Regions from separate parts of the Homo sapiens genome. Here all the other regions are linked to region 3. The links are chromatin contacts, found by Hi-C or POLR2A ChIA-PET in ENCODE. All regions are on one chromosome and are shown on one strand. The core of a region is the stretch at or near the end of the contact, and the rest is flanking DNA. Distances in the headings are between cores, read along the strand shown.

Region 1 (3,097 bases), core at 254-2,753, 620 kb before region 3:
CTCCAGTCAAATTAGTTTTTTTTTTTCCCCCCTAAGCTGCCTGGAACATGTTAAATACAAGGCTGTGACCTTCAACTCTGAAATAATATTTCTAGTGTCTGTGCAAAAGCCTGCCCTCACATACACCTTTAGACTAATTACTGCAGTGTAATGTTGCCAGTGAACCGCTGTAATTACACTTGGAGAAAAGTATGGTCTTGTTCTTTCCTAGCTAATGAAAATGATAACCTTTCCATTTTGATTCCTCATTCACAACAGGCAGAGCACGCGATGCTGGGTCTCCTGGGTATACAGTAATTTTCCTGACTGTTTATGCTCACTTCTATTTTCTGGCCCTGCAGAAGCTGGAATTAAAGAACCAGGCATACTTATGCTAAAAACGGTCAACAGTAATAATAGCAATAACATTAAAATTTAATATCATCCTTACTCCACAATGCCATTCTATAATGAAATAGGGCCATGACACAAGAATGTGTGTCAAAAATGATGATAGCATAGAAAACAAGTAATGAGCCTTTAAGTCCATCGTATTCAAAATGCTAGCCATCAATTTGTTGGTCTACTTAAGGGTTCTTAAGAGAAGATGTTGGACAGTTTATTCTCAAAGCGCTAGACTGGTTAACTGATTCTTAAACAATGACAAAAAAAGGCATTCATTAGATTATTTGAAAACATTGTCCTCTGTGGAAAAAAAATTCTTTAGATACACTTATTAATAGATATAAATGTACTCAAAAGGGGAAGAATGTTCCTTTGAAGTGGAGTAGCCATATTTTTAAGTATATATGCTTATCTATTAATTGCCATGAGTATCTTAGTAGCTTTATTTCTTCTTTCTTTGCATTTCAGAAATAACCTAAGTAGAAAGAAAAATTGTAAAACAATTTGGCTTTTCAAAAGTTATTCTTCCCTTCTTTGTGCAGTGATACAAGATACAAAGACCAGGCCCGAGGCAGTTCTACTGAATCAGACCATGAAGTTTCTTCTAACAAGAATCTCCTTGTGCTTTTCTTCACGCTGGTTGGTTTTCTTCTAGCCGTGTCTACCCCAGTAAGAGGAAGACAATCCGAGGTAGTCTCTTCCCAGCTGGGGGCAAAATCCCATTCTTAGTAACAAAGCTATTTTCATCTGCTGATCGAGAGCCAATAGTAAGAGCAAATAGTTACACAGGAAATGCCACACTGATGCCTTCCTGCCTGGCGTCAGGGATCCAAATCTAGTGCTACCTAAACTGCCAGTTCAAAAAGCAGCTGCATTTTAACCACCTGCCTGTACATTCTGAGTATTCTAGAGCATTCAAAGGTATTGCCTATAAAGCTTTTTGTGGAATTAAAAAAAAAAATTGTGGTAAGAACATATAACATGAAATCTACCCTCTCAACAAACCCAAACAAGTTGACCCTCCTATCACAGAGCCGGCACAAAGTACATCAGGTCTGTTTTTCCCCACACTGGGCAAGCTCTGTCATGCCCAGGCAGCCTGGGAAAGTGCTCAATATTGAAAACTGAAGTTCTATGGCCAGATACTGCCAGTAAGATCTATCCATGAGATCTGATTCATGGAAAGGGCCCATGGAGCCAACACTGGATATAAGTGTAGAACTTTTTTATGAAAAGCGCAAACCTAAAAATTGAACAGAATTTCCGTTCACTTCCACCCTCTTGATCTATTCCCACTGGTCTCTCTCAGCCATTACTTGGCAAGTCTAGGCCAGTCTTCTTTGAGAGCAGATTCTCAGAAAGGGACCTACTCATAAAAGTAGGTTGTGCATCTTAAATAGATACAATTTTATTTGTCAGTTGAAAAGATGAAAAAGAAGAAGCCACAAAATACTTGGAGGAAATATAAATTATTAGACATGTAACGTGTTGATGAAACATTTTTAACATAATGCTATGTTGCCATAAATGAGAAGTTTTTAACTACTGATTAAAAAAAGTATATTAAGATTGTCATAAACAAAGTCAAAAAGCAAATAGAAAAAAATTGCAAGTATGACATATATACTAATGACATGTTATAGGTTATATAATATGAAGAGCCTTTACAAAACAGTAAGAAAACAATAAATGTTCCCAACAGAAAAACAAACTGCTAAAAAAGCAATTCAAAACCAAAAATCTAAATTATCTACATACAGCACATATGTGAAAAAAGTTTCACTTAATTTTCAACGAATAAACACTAAAATAAGGAAATGTCCTTTTTTTTCACAAATGGGCAAAAATATGTATGAAACTGGGCTGTGCTTCTGGGAAAAAATTTTTTTCATACATTCCCCATCCCCAAAAGGTACATAAGTGACCAGTGATAACATTTAATAGGTCACTTTCTTGGAAGGTGCTTGTAGAAGTTTTGTTTCACTGACGACACAAAAAGTAAGCCAAATTTAAAAAAAGAGAAAAGCAAAAGCAAAAGCATTGGAGAGAGAGATTGTTTATGTAATCTAGTAATCTGCAGTAACTACTTGCCAACTTCCCTCACACCTTCATTGCTCCAAGTCCTCATTCCAAAAGCATGGGGAGTCAGGCAACTCAGTGAGCTACACCACCAGGCATTACCAATGGTATAAAACTCAGAATAATTCCAAGAAAGATTCAGACATTTGGAAGAAAAAAAGGTGTGGGTGTGGTATGCAGGACGCTTTCTAATTATCTTTATGGCATAAGAAAGCTTCTTTTCAAATACTAAATTATGAGAAAGGATGGATAAGCTCCAGCCTACCCAACTTCTAAATGAGAATTTTTAAAATCATGAATTCAGAGCTGGATTGGATAGAAGAGAGGACTTCAGAGATCATTTAGGACAAACTCTTCATATTACAGATGAGAATACAGGTCCCTTAGAGATTAAGTGACTTGGTCAAGGTCACATACCTCATAATATTTAATCTATAATGTTAAAAATGGATTCTATCCTGCCAGTTGTTTTAGGCAAGTGGTGAATTACCCAATTACTTTAAAACTGCACCATGTATACAGTAGTCCTAGCCATATGTGGCCACTGGGCACTTAAAATGTGGCGAATCTCAATTGAGATGTGTTATCAAACATACACCAGTGCAAAGTACACACCGGATTTCAAAAATTTCAC
Region 2 (2,912 bases), core at 228-2,727, 780 kb before region 3:
GAGAAGAAAACGTGGTAGATGATAGAAAATAGCTGAGTTGGCTGGGCACAGTCGTTCACACCTATAATCCCAGTGCTTTGGGAGGCCAAGCCTGGGGGACTGTTTAAGGCCAGGAGTTCAAGACCAGCCTGGGCAACATAGCAAGATCCCCATCTCTAACAAAAAATTTGTTTTTAAATAACTGGGCATGGTGGTGCATACCTGTAGCCCTAGCTACTTAAGAGGCTGAGGCAGGAGGATCCCTTGAGCTCAGGAAGTTGAGGCTGCAATACGCTATGATTGCACCACTGCACTCCAGTCTAGGTGGCAGAGCAAGACCCTGTCTCTAAAAGAAAGAAAGGAAGAAACTAGCTGAACGGCCCACAGAACACCTAGGCTTGAACATCAACACTGAAGATACCCAGTATTTCCACTAACCCACTGCATGGTATACTGGCCAATCTCCAATACACACTAGCATGAGACTTTGAGGCAGTTATCTGGTCTTTTGAGTCTCCATTCCATCATCTATAATACAAGGAGTGTTACACTTTCCTTGGGGAGATAGTGTGATTACTGAGTAGTTAATGAGAAAGAGCCTCCAGCATGCTGCCAGGTACATTACAGGTCACTCAAATTGTCAATATTATTATTAATCTTGACTAACTGATATCAGGCTAAAAATCAGAGCTGATTTCGTATGACAAGAAACTTTAAGACCACGAAAGTACACTCTATTTCCCTAAAATTTCCTCCTTCCCCCTCCCCTGGCCCTATCATTTCTTCTTAACCCAGTTTGTTGAATCAATTTATCAATTCTCAACTAATGACCTCTTTTTTCTTTTTAACATTGTATTGATTCCAGACTTGAGGAGTATGAGGAAGCTCTGGGAAAGAACTGGGAGAGAGAGCATGGTTATCATCATTTTTACCCACTAGAAAAATAAAGGCTAAAAATAGTTCATTGATTGTTCAGGAAAAAAGGATCTAGATTTGACAATCTCCAACTGTCATTTTTATTTCTGCTAGACTATCATGCCTCCTACTGTTTTAACCCAGTTTTTAAAATTTATTTTACACGCTCCAGCAGCATCCTCCCTGTCATGAGTAGTTTTTATTGCCATGATATATTTCATTCCCAGAGATTTGTTGCCTCTGAGAGCATCCTCAGGGGGTAAAATGATTTAATGGTTAAGCCTCTATAAGTAAACACGTCAGCACAAACATATGCAAGAACATATCATCCATAGACACCCTCACTTTAGCAAAGATTTTTCAGTTCCTAGAAACTGGCCCAAATCTCAGGACTTTCTTTGTTCTTTCTGTTTGTCTAGTTCCCCCTGATTCTCTGATTATACACTCTGCAAAAGCAACAAGTAGGATCTGGCAGGCTTGTGACTGCAGCACCCTCCTACCCTGACAGCACCAGCCTGCCAAGGGCCTGGGTGACAAGGAGGTGAGCGAGGGCACAGGCATGGCCAAGACGGCCGGAGAGAGGAAGGGTGAGCTCATTCCTTCCCTGCTCCCTCCGCCCCTTATGAGAAGGGCTGTGAGACCAGCAGAAGCTCGGGTTTCCAGTCACAAGATCCCCAGAGGTCTGGCTCTGCAGAATCCACCAGGGCTGTGGTTTCTGCAGAGGCAACCTTGCCTTTGCAGCCTTCTCCAGAAGCACCTCCCTGGCACATACCAGGGATCAGCTTTCCACCCCAGGTTTTACCCCAAGACATCAAAGTAGGGCCGCAGGACCCCAAATTAGGCCACCAAAACCGAGAGGCAGATAATACTCTAGAAGCATCAGATAGTACCTAGAAGCATCTAAGAATCTCCACCCTCTACCCGGTAGTCGGGAGAGGGAAAGAGAGAGGGCAGGGAGGGGGTGTTCGTACTTACTCTGGAAATGGACTTTTCTGCCTAAAGCTCCACCAGGGTGTGTACCCCTTTGATGGCACTGGGCAGAGCAGAGAAGAAAATGCTCTGAATATAGAGTCGCAGAGACCACAGCATCGGGCAAGTGATTCTGTTCCTAAGCAAAAGAGATAGTTGTTCATTTTTAGAGACAAGGATACCCTCCTTGAGAGGTACACAGTGAAAGACAAAGTCAACAGAGCTATAAAAATACAAAGAGTAAAATATTTATCTATCTATCATCTATCTATCTATCTATCTATCTATCTATCTATCTATCTATCTATCTTTCTATCATCTATTATCTATCTATCTACCTGTCTTTGGCACTCTCCAAAGTTAAAAATTGTTTCTTTTTTTTTCTTTTTTTGAGATGGAGTTTCACTCTTGTCACCCAGGTGTAGTGCAATGGCACGATCTCAGCTCACTGCAACCTCTGCCTCCTGTGTTCAAGTGATTCTCCTGCCTCAGCCTCCTGAGCTGGGATTATAGGCGTGTGCCACCACACACAGCTAGTTTTTGTATTTTTAGTAGAGACAAGGGTGTCACTATGTTGGCCAGGCTAGTCTCAAACTCCTGACCTCAGGTGATCCACCTGCCTGGGCCTCCCAAAGTGCTGGGATTACAGGCGTGAGCCACCGCTCCCAGTCGAGAAAATAATTTCTATTTTCCTCTTAAATAAAATGCCTTGGTCAGCTTTTGGGATGGGGAAGAAGGGTAGGAAGTGGAGTGCAGACAGCATGGGACTGAGAAAGGTGAGGAAATGAGAAAGACACTACAGCAGAAATGAAATAGGGATTTGTGGGAGGGAAATTTTGAAGCAGGTAGAAAGGGAATGTTCCTCACAGTCTTTGCTGTGGACTGACTTACCTCCAAGATACCTAGGGACAGTCCTCTTGGCCTCCTTCTCTCCTCTCAAAGCCTGGTTTCCTGCTGTCTTCCTGTTCCAGGCAAGGGCAGGGGGGCCTGGTTCACTGCTGAGAACACGTCGTGCAGTCAGGTTCCACCAGGTTCCAGTCTGTAGGAGA
Region 3 (2,994 bases), core at 97-2,596:
CAAGGCATCTAAAGGAACCAGGCAAAATCTGCATGACAGATCTTTCTTTCATAACGAATATATAATGCTATTTGATTGCATTTCTTTTAATCACAAGTATTATTTGGAGGGAAAATACTCGTAGTCTAATATCACATTTTACTACCTACCCAAAATTGGAATTATGGACAGCCAGGGTATGTATGGGGTTGGAGAGGGAAGCCTGTTAAAACCATTTTTGGGACACTTAACTATCTTTGTCCATTTGTCCAGAAACAAAGGGGTTTAAAAAAAAAATCACTGAGTGCATTTTTGCTTTTTCTAATTTTCCCACAAAAATCTGAAAGCATTAAATCATTTAGGAAAAAAGCCTTTGTTATTTACCAAACCCACAGAATTACACATCTACTAAAAGAGGTGAAATAGCAGTTCAGTTTGTTAATGAAGCCCTGTTTTTTCATCTCTACAGTAAGAATATCCTAAGACTACGGCCTCTAGGGTATTAAAGAGTCACAGTATCTTCTTTTTATTTTTTATGCTACTCATAGCTCACAGAACCACTGTCAAATACTGGAAGAAAATATCTATATGATAGTCTTTAGCTACTGGAACTGTTGCTGAATAATCAAATCCTCCTGTAATTATGCATTTTTAAACAATTCAGACAAATCGCATATGTAGCATATTACTAACATCAACAAACCCTGCTAGAAGAGTGAACATTTAAATATAAGCACATATACTCCCATGAACATAAAAACAAACCTCTAACTGCCAACTGTGCCTTCACTTCCCCCAAGCTATATACATTTAGTAACTGAGACAGTCATTTCAGAGTTAGGAGGATGGGTTTTTAACGGAAAAAAATGTAAACTTTCTTTCCAAGGCATGGTACCCTAAAAAGTGATTTTCAGAGAGAAATAAAAACTGAAACATACAAATTATATTGCCTCAAAATAGTCCCTACTTTTAAGTAAAGGAAACAGTAGAAGCACATCTGAAATTATTATATCTTGGACTTCTAAACTTACCCCCACAACAAAAGTAAAACATTTTATAATAGTAATGGAACTGTCTTGTGCTTTTTCACCCCTGTAAAAATCACTGACAAATGCTGTTCATTTAAAAATATATATATATATAGATAGCTTTGATGGGATAAAAAAATATCCTACTTGTATTCTCTTTCTAGGTCATAAACTACATTGGATGTAATAGGCTGTATAAATGAACAATCAGGAGGTTTCCGTCTAACTGTATGGGAAGTGTATTCACCACATCCTGCTATATAAATAACCCTCACTTCAAGTCAAATTCATATTATCTAATTTTTGCATTTCTCACCCAGAGAAGCTCTTCGCAGGACCTGGACCTAGATTCTCCTCTCATCACACAACTGTGAGTAGGAAATTCAAGCAATGAAAGGTTTTGCTACATTTTCAAAGGTACTTTTAAGATAAAATAACTTTCTAAAATGAATAAACCTGGGCAGTGTGACCTAAAAGCCACATAAATAATTTATTTGTGGCTGTCATGTTTTAATCACTGGACTGTTTTCAGAGGCTTAAAAAATTTAATGGTTTTTGTTATACAAAAGCAACTAGGTTTTCCATGAAACATTAGCTGTCACATTAATACAAGGTTTTATCATTAATTACAATGGATCACACAGGAGTTTATATCTACAAAATGATTGTTAAATATCTGAATTTCCAAACCATTTCAAAATAAAAATGAAACCTGGTCCTAGTAAACTTTACATGAATTAAAGATCCATTTACAAAACAGAAAATTAAATGTAAAAAAATAACCTCAATTTAAAACATTTGTAGATAAAACATTCAACACACTTTTTCATCAAAAAATGCAAATTAAAATATTAAACATAGGTAAACAGTGCCATCTTTTGGTATATTTAGGAACTGAGCTAAATTGTACAAAAACATCTTTAACAGATGAAAGGTGAGTAGAGCAAAGAATTCAAAAACCATCAGTTTATCATTTTATAACATTTAAGCTTTATAAATATATTAGCTTTTTTGGAGATGGGGTCTTGCTATGTTGCACAGGACAGACTCAAATTCCTGGCCTCAGGTAATTCACCTGTCTCAGCCTCCTGAGTAGCTAGCATTACAGGCACAAGTACCAAGCAGGCTATTTTTAAACTTATAAATATTTCCAAAAACATATTACCTCACATTTGTTTTCACTTCAATTTCATGAGATTAATAGAGCATCATTACATTTTAAAGACACTGAGGCTCAGAACATTTTAGTAATTGATCCCAAAATCCCTCAGTTAAAAATGATTGAGCCATCGCTGGCTTAAAATTGCTCGTTTTTACATTCCAACATTAATTCATTAAGCTTAGATAATGAGCCAAGTTATATAATTATTCTGTATTATAAGCAATGAACAAATTTTTATATTAGTTAAGATTCTGTAAAAATCGTTTGATTGCTTTTAGTATTTTTTGTATAATTTGGAAAGGAAAAGATACTTATGTTTATTAAATGAAGAATACACATTGACTACATTCACACAGCTGCTTACACTTCACAAATGCAAAAACTTTTAATCCAATATAGTATTCTTCATATCTCTATGTTAATGAGAAAAAAAAAAAGCCCTCGTTGGCTAGGTGTGGTGGCTCATGCCTGTAATCCCAGTGACTAGGGAATTTGAGATGGGAGGATCAGTTGAGGTCAGGAGTTCAAGACCAGACTGGGCAACACAGTGAGACACCATCTCTATAAAACTAAAAAAAAATTAACAAAAATATTTTTAAAAGCCCTTGTTTATGGCTTGCACATGATTTTACACCACAATATAAAAAGCCGTTACAAATGGAAATGATAAGCTTCAAATACTCTCCCTAAAGCTTCTCTGGCTTAATTTTGATCTTAGATGTGTCCATATACCATTTTCAATGTCTTCCACTTTTGTATTGTTCAGTGATTTTCTGAATAGTTTTATTAAGCCATAACATTTATTCCAGAACACTCTCACAATTC
Region 4 (3,127 bases), core at 230-2,729, 870 kb before region 3:
ACACTCCTGAGTTTGAGGAGTCACCACAAATATACACAACAAATCTCATTAAGTCCTATGTTAAGGGCCTTGTAGTTACCATTCAGATTAGTTGGTACCTTCCATCATAAAGATGTTGAAGTTCAAACTGAACAAAGTTAAGACAGTAATTCATTTCAATGAAGTTTATTTCTGCCTGAGCATAACATGTGTTTTAAAAAAGTTGAGAAATTGGCTAAAGGCGGTCCTGACCCTGTAACACCCTGGGAATTGCTTTTCTTTTGAAGGTGTGCCCGATTTCAACTGGTTTATTTGCCATGTGCTTTTTCTTATTCCAAGGTAATAAAGAGTTCTGATTATTTCAGCTTTCTTGTTGCTTGAGTTTTAGCACAGAGTTGTGACTGTAGTTGGATTTGATGCACTAAGTATTTAGAATTGTTGGATCAAAGGTTTTGGGAACTTTGGCTAAGTATTTGGAACTGCTACTTCTCTGTTTCAGTCTTTATTTAAGGAGAAGCACAGTGCTTATCACTGAAGTTCTTCACAAATAACTGCAGAAAAATACGTTTCCTTATTTCGTGCCCAGGGATGGAAATCTCTATTCCTCCTCCACTCCACACTATCTCATTCTGAAAATTATCCTTCTTTGAATGTCCAGTCCTGCCACTCCTCTTCCCTTAACTTCTTCTCAAAGCACAACTGTTGCTTTGAGATTTAGCTAAATAAAGCTTTCCCATTCGTGCATTTGCATTTTTATTTCCAGGGCACCTTGGGTTATTTCTTAAACAGGCAGAAGGTGGTGTTCTTTTAAACTCACAATCTCTAAAATTGAGGCACAAATAAGGCTCCACTTGGAAGTGAAAATAAATTGGTTAGTGATTGGTGAAAGAAAATTATCTTGTTATAGAAACCACTTAAGGAAGACCAGGATTGGTCTGCAAATAGTGTGCTACATCATTCAACCACAGGAAGAGAAAAAGGAAACCACATCACTTTACATAACGTTAGTACCTCATATAACCTTCCAGGCCCTCCTCCTCTAGCCAGATTCATCATCTGCCTTTAAAGGATAATAATTTTCTGGAGTAAGACATATCTAGGAAAAGTATACTTTGGATAAAAATAAACGTAACTAATTTATATTCTATGTGCTATATAGCTATGTTTTAGAGCAGAGGGAATACTGGATTGAGTTGGAAGAGTTCACAAGTATTCCAGCTCTCTTTCTGGATAACATTGCCTTCTTTCACCTTTTTAAATTTAGACATGACCACATGAATGGCTTTGACTAATGAAATATGAGCAGAAGTGAGACACATCGCTTTGAGTCAGCTTTGAGAGGAACTGATCATGGCAATATGCACCACTCTAGAACTTTGAGGTACTTAGATCATCAGAGGCCCTCTGCAGACCCACTTTGCATATGCGGTGGGAAACGTTAAGTCACAGAGGTTTGGGGTTTTTCTTTATTGTGGCATATCCTAGCCTGTCCTGAGTAATCCAACACATCCCTTGATATCTAGTATCTTATTTTTGCCTCCTGTGCCTTTTCCCAAATACTACATACTTCCTGTCAACCTAACATGGGAGACAGAATTTAATAAACACACTTGAAAGTGATCATTTCAAAGAGAAAATACATTTAAAGCACAGAGAGCAGCATCAAGAAAAGAGTGATCGTATGTCAGCAGCCGTTTTGGTGGCCATTGCGGGTGTATGGTTTCTGTTTTGCTTTCACAGAGCCTTTCACCATGTTGAATATGACCATCTGCTCCACTTTTTTTTTTGAGACAGAGTCTCACTTTGTCACCAGGCTGGAGTGCAGTGGCGCGATCTTGTCTCACTGCAACCTCTGCCTCCCGGGTTCAAGCGATTCTCCTGCCTCAGCCTCCTGAGTAGCTGGGATTACAGGCGCACCACCACGCCCAGCTAATTTTTATATTTTTTGTAGAGATGGGGTTTCAGCATGTGGGCCAGGGTGGTCTCGATCTCTTGACCTTGTGATCCGCCTGCCTCGGCCTCCCAAAGTGCTGGGATTACAGGCATGAGCCACTGCACCCGGCCTCTGCTCCACTTTTTATCCATGCCAGTTCAAAACTGTAACCGCAGAATAATTTTTAATGAGCAATTTTTCCATGCCCTGGCTTTGGTTGCAGGCAGTTCTCCATTATGTTTGATGTTTGTGGTCCTTATTGGACTGTATTAGAATGGAGACTAACAACTCGGAGAACACCTGCAGTGTCTGAGACTCTGGATCCAACTTTTCCATGCACTTTTTTTTTCAGTTTGTGTGCTAACCACAAGCATGCAGGCATGAAGGATGAATACTAATCAAAAGGGAAAACTGAGTTGGTTATGGCAATGTCTCAGCTGGAAATTCCTCTTGCCACCAGGGCATGTGTCGAACACATGACTATTGCTGGTGGTGGCAGATGCTGTGCACCAGCTGCCTACCAGTCACTTGAAAGTTCATTTATTTATTTTTTTGGTTTCCACTTAATTTGCTATTTTATCAAAATGAAATGTGTACATAATTTTTAAAAATCAAACAATTCTACAAGCCCTATAATGAAAAATTACAGCCCACCGCTGCAATCCCTCCTGACCCTTCGTTTCTACTCCTTGGATTATCCACTTAAAAATCTCATCACTGTTTTTGTTTCCATGTGTCTAACTAACATGCGACTACTGTGTGGCATCATTTTTTAGATATAAATAGATACATTAGGCCGGGCGTGGTGGCTCACGACTGTAATTCCACCACTTTGGGAGGCCAAGGCGGGTGGATCACCTGATGTCAGGAGTTTGAGACCAGCCTGACCAACATGGTGAAACTCTGTCTCTACTAAAAATACACAAATTAGCCGTGTGCCTGTAATCCTAGCTACTCGGGAGGCTGAGGCAGGAGAATTGCTTGAACCCGGGAGGCGGAGGTTGCAGTGAGCTAAGATGGCGCCATTGCATTCAGCCTGGGCAACAGAATGACACTCTGTCTCAAAAAAAAAAAAAAAAAGTATTGATTTTCCATTGCAAAACACAAAAACTTGGCTTTATTGCATTATCACCTTTTCTACACACACACACACATATGCACACAGCATCAATTAGTTTTTGCTGTGTAACAAACCACCCCAAAATTTACTGGCTG

The links. Hi-C counts contacts between places; a loop is a spot of excess contacts on that map. ChIA-PET counts read pairs that join two places held with the same protein, here RNA polymerase II (POLR2A). Pooled maps may share reads with other maps.
Region 1: a pooled map shows a loop between it and region 3 (4-fold over the local background). The contact joins two enhancer-like sites. A Hi-C loop is called at or near these places in 1 of 168 maps with a recorded cell type or tissue (A673), 11 of 37 single-sample maps with no recorded cell type and 3 of 50 pooled maps. POLR2A ChIA-PET finds 5 or more read pairs at or near these places in 3 of 52 experiments (GM12878, H1 and activated naive CD4-positive, alpha-beta T cell).
Region 2: a map of MCF 10A shows a loop between it and region 3 (11-fold over the local background). The contact joins two enhancer-like sites. A Hi-C loop is called at or near these places in 1 of 168 maps with a recorded cell type or tissue (MCF 10A), 2 of 37 single-sample maps with no recorded cell type and 2 of 50 pooled maps.
Region 4: a map with no recorded cell type shows a loop between it and region 3 (14-fold over the local background). The contact joins two enhancer-like sites. A Hi-C loop is called at or near these places in 29 of 37 single-sample maps with no recorded cell type and 9 of 50 pooled maps.

Annotation. Positions count from the first base shown.
Region 1 is chr6:21,187,062-21,190,158 of GRCh38, reverse strand. All of the region lies in intron 13 of CDKAL1 (CDKAL1 threonylcarbamoyladenosine tRNA methylthiotransferase), which reads right to left. Among named protein-coding and RNA genes, the nearest start is that of LINC00581, 320 kb to the left of the region's middle. Within about 2 kb of position 1,503, at least 4 of the 41 ENCODE cell types and tissues checked have a DNase peak (open chromatin) inside an H3K27ac peak, as active enhancers do; they include A673 and GM12878, where a contact is called at or near this core.
Region 2 is chr6:21,347,241-21,350,152 of GRCh38, reverse strand. No RefSeq gene overlaps it. Among named protein-coding and RNA genes, the nearest start is that of LINC00581, 160 kb to the left of the region's middle. Within about 2 kb of position 1,477, at least 4 of the 41 ENCODE cell types and tissues checked have a DNase peak (open chromatin) inside an H3K27ac peak, as active enhancers do.
Region 3 is chr6:20,563,268-20,566,261 of GRCh38, reverse strand. All of the region lies in intron 4 of CDKAL1 (CDKAL1 threonylcarbamoyladenosine tRNA methylthiotransferase), which reads right to left. Among named protein-coding and RNA genes, the nearest start is that of CDKAL1, 30 kb to the right of the region's middle. Within about 2 kb of position 1,346, at least 4 of the 41 ENCODE cell types and tissues checked have a DNase peak (open chromatin) inside an H3K27ac peak, as active enhancers do; they include A673 and GM12878, where a contact is called at or near this core.
Region 4 is chr6:21,436,968-21,440,094 of GRCh38, reverse strand. No RefSeq gene overlaps it. Among named protein-coding and RNA genes, the nearest start is that of LINC00581, 73 kb to the left of the region's middle. Within about 2 kb of position 1,479, at least 4 of the 41 ENCODE cell types and tissues checked have a DNase peak (open chromatin) inside an H3K27ac peak, as active enhancers do.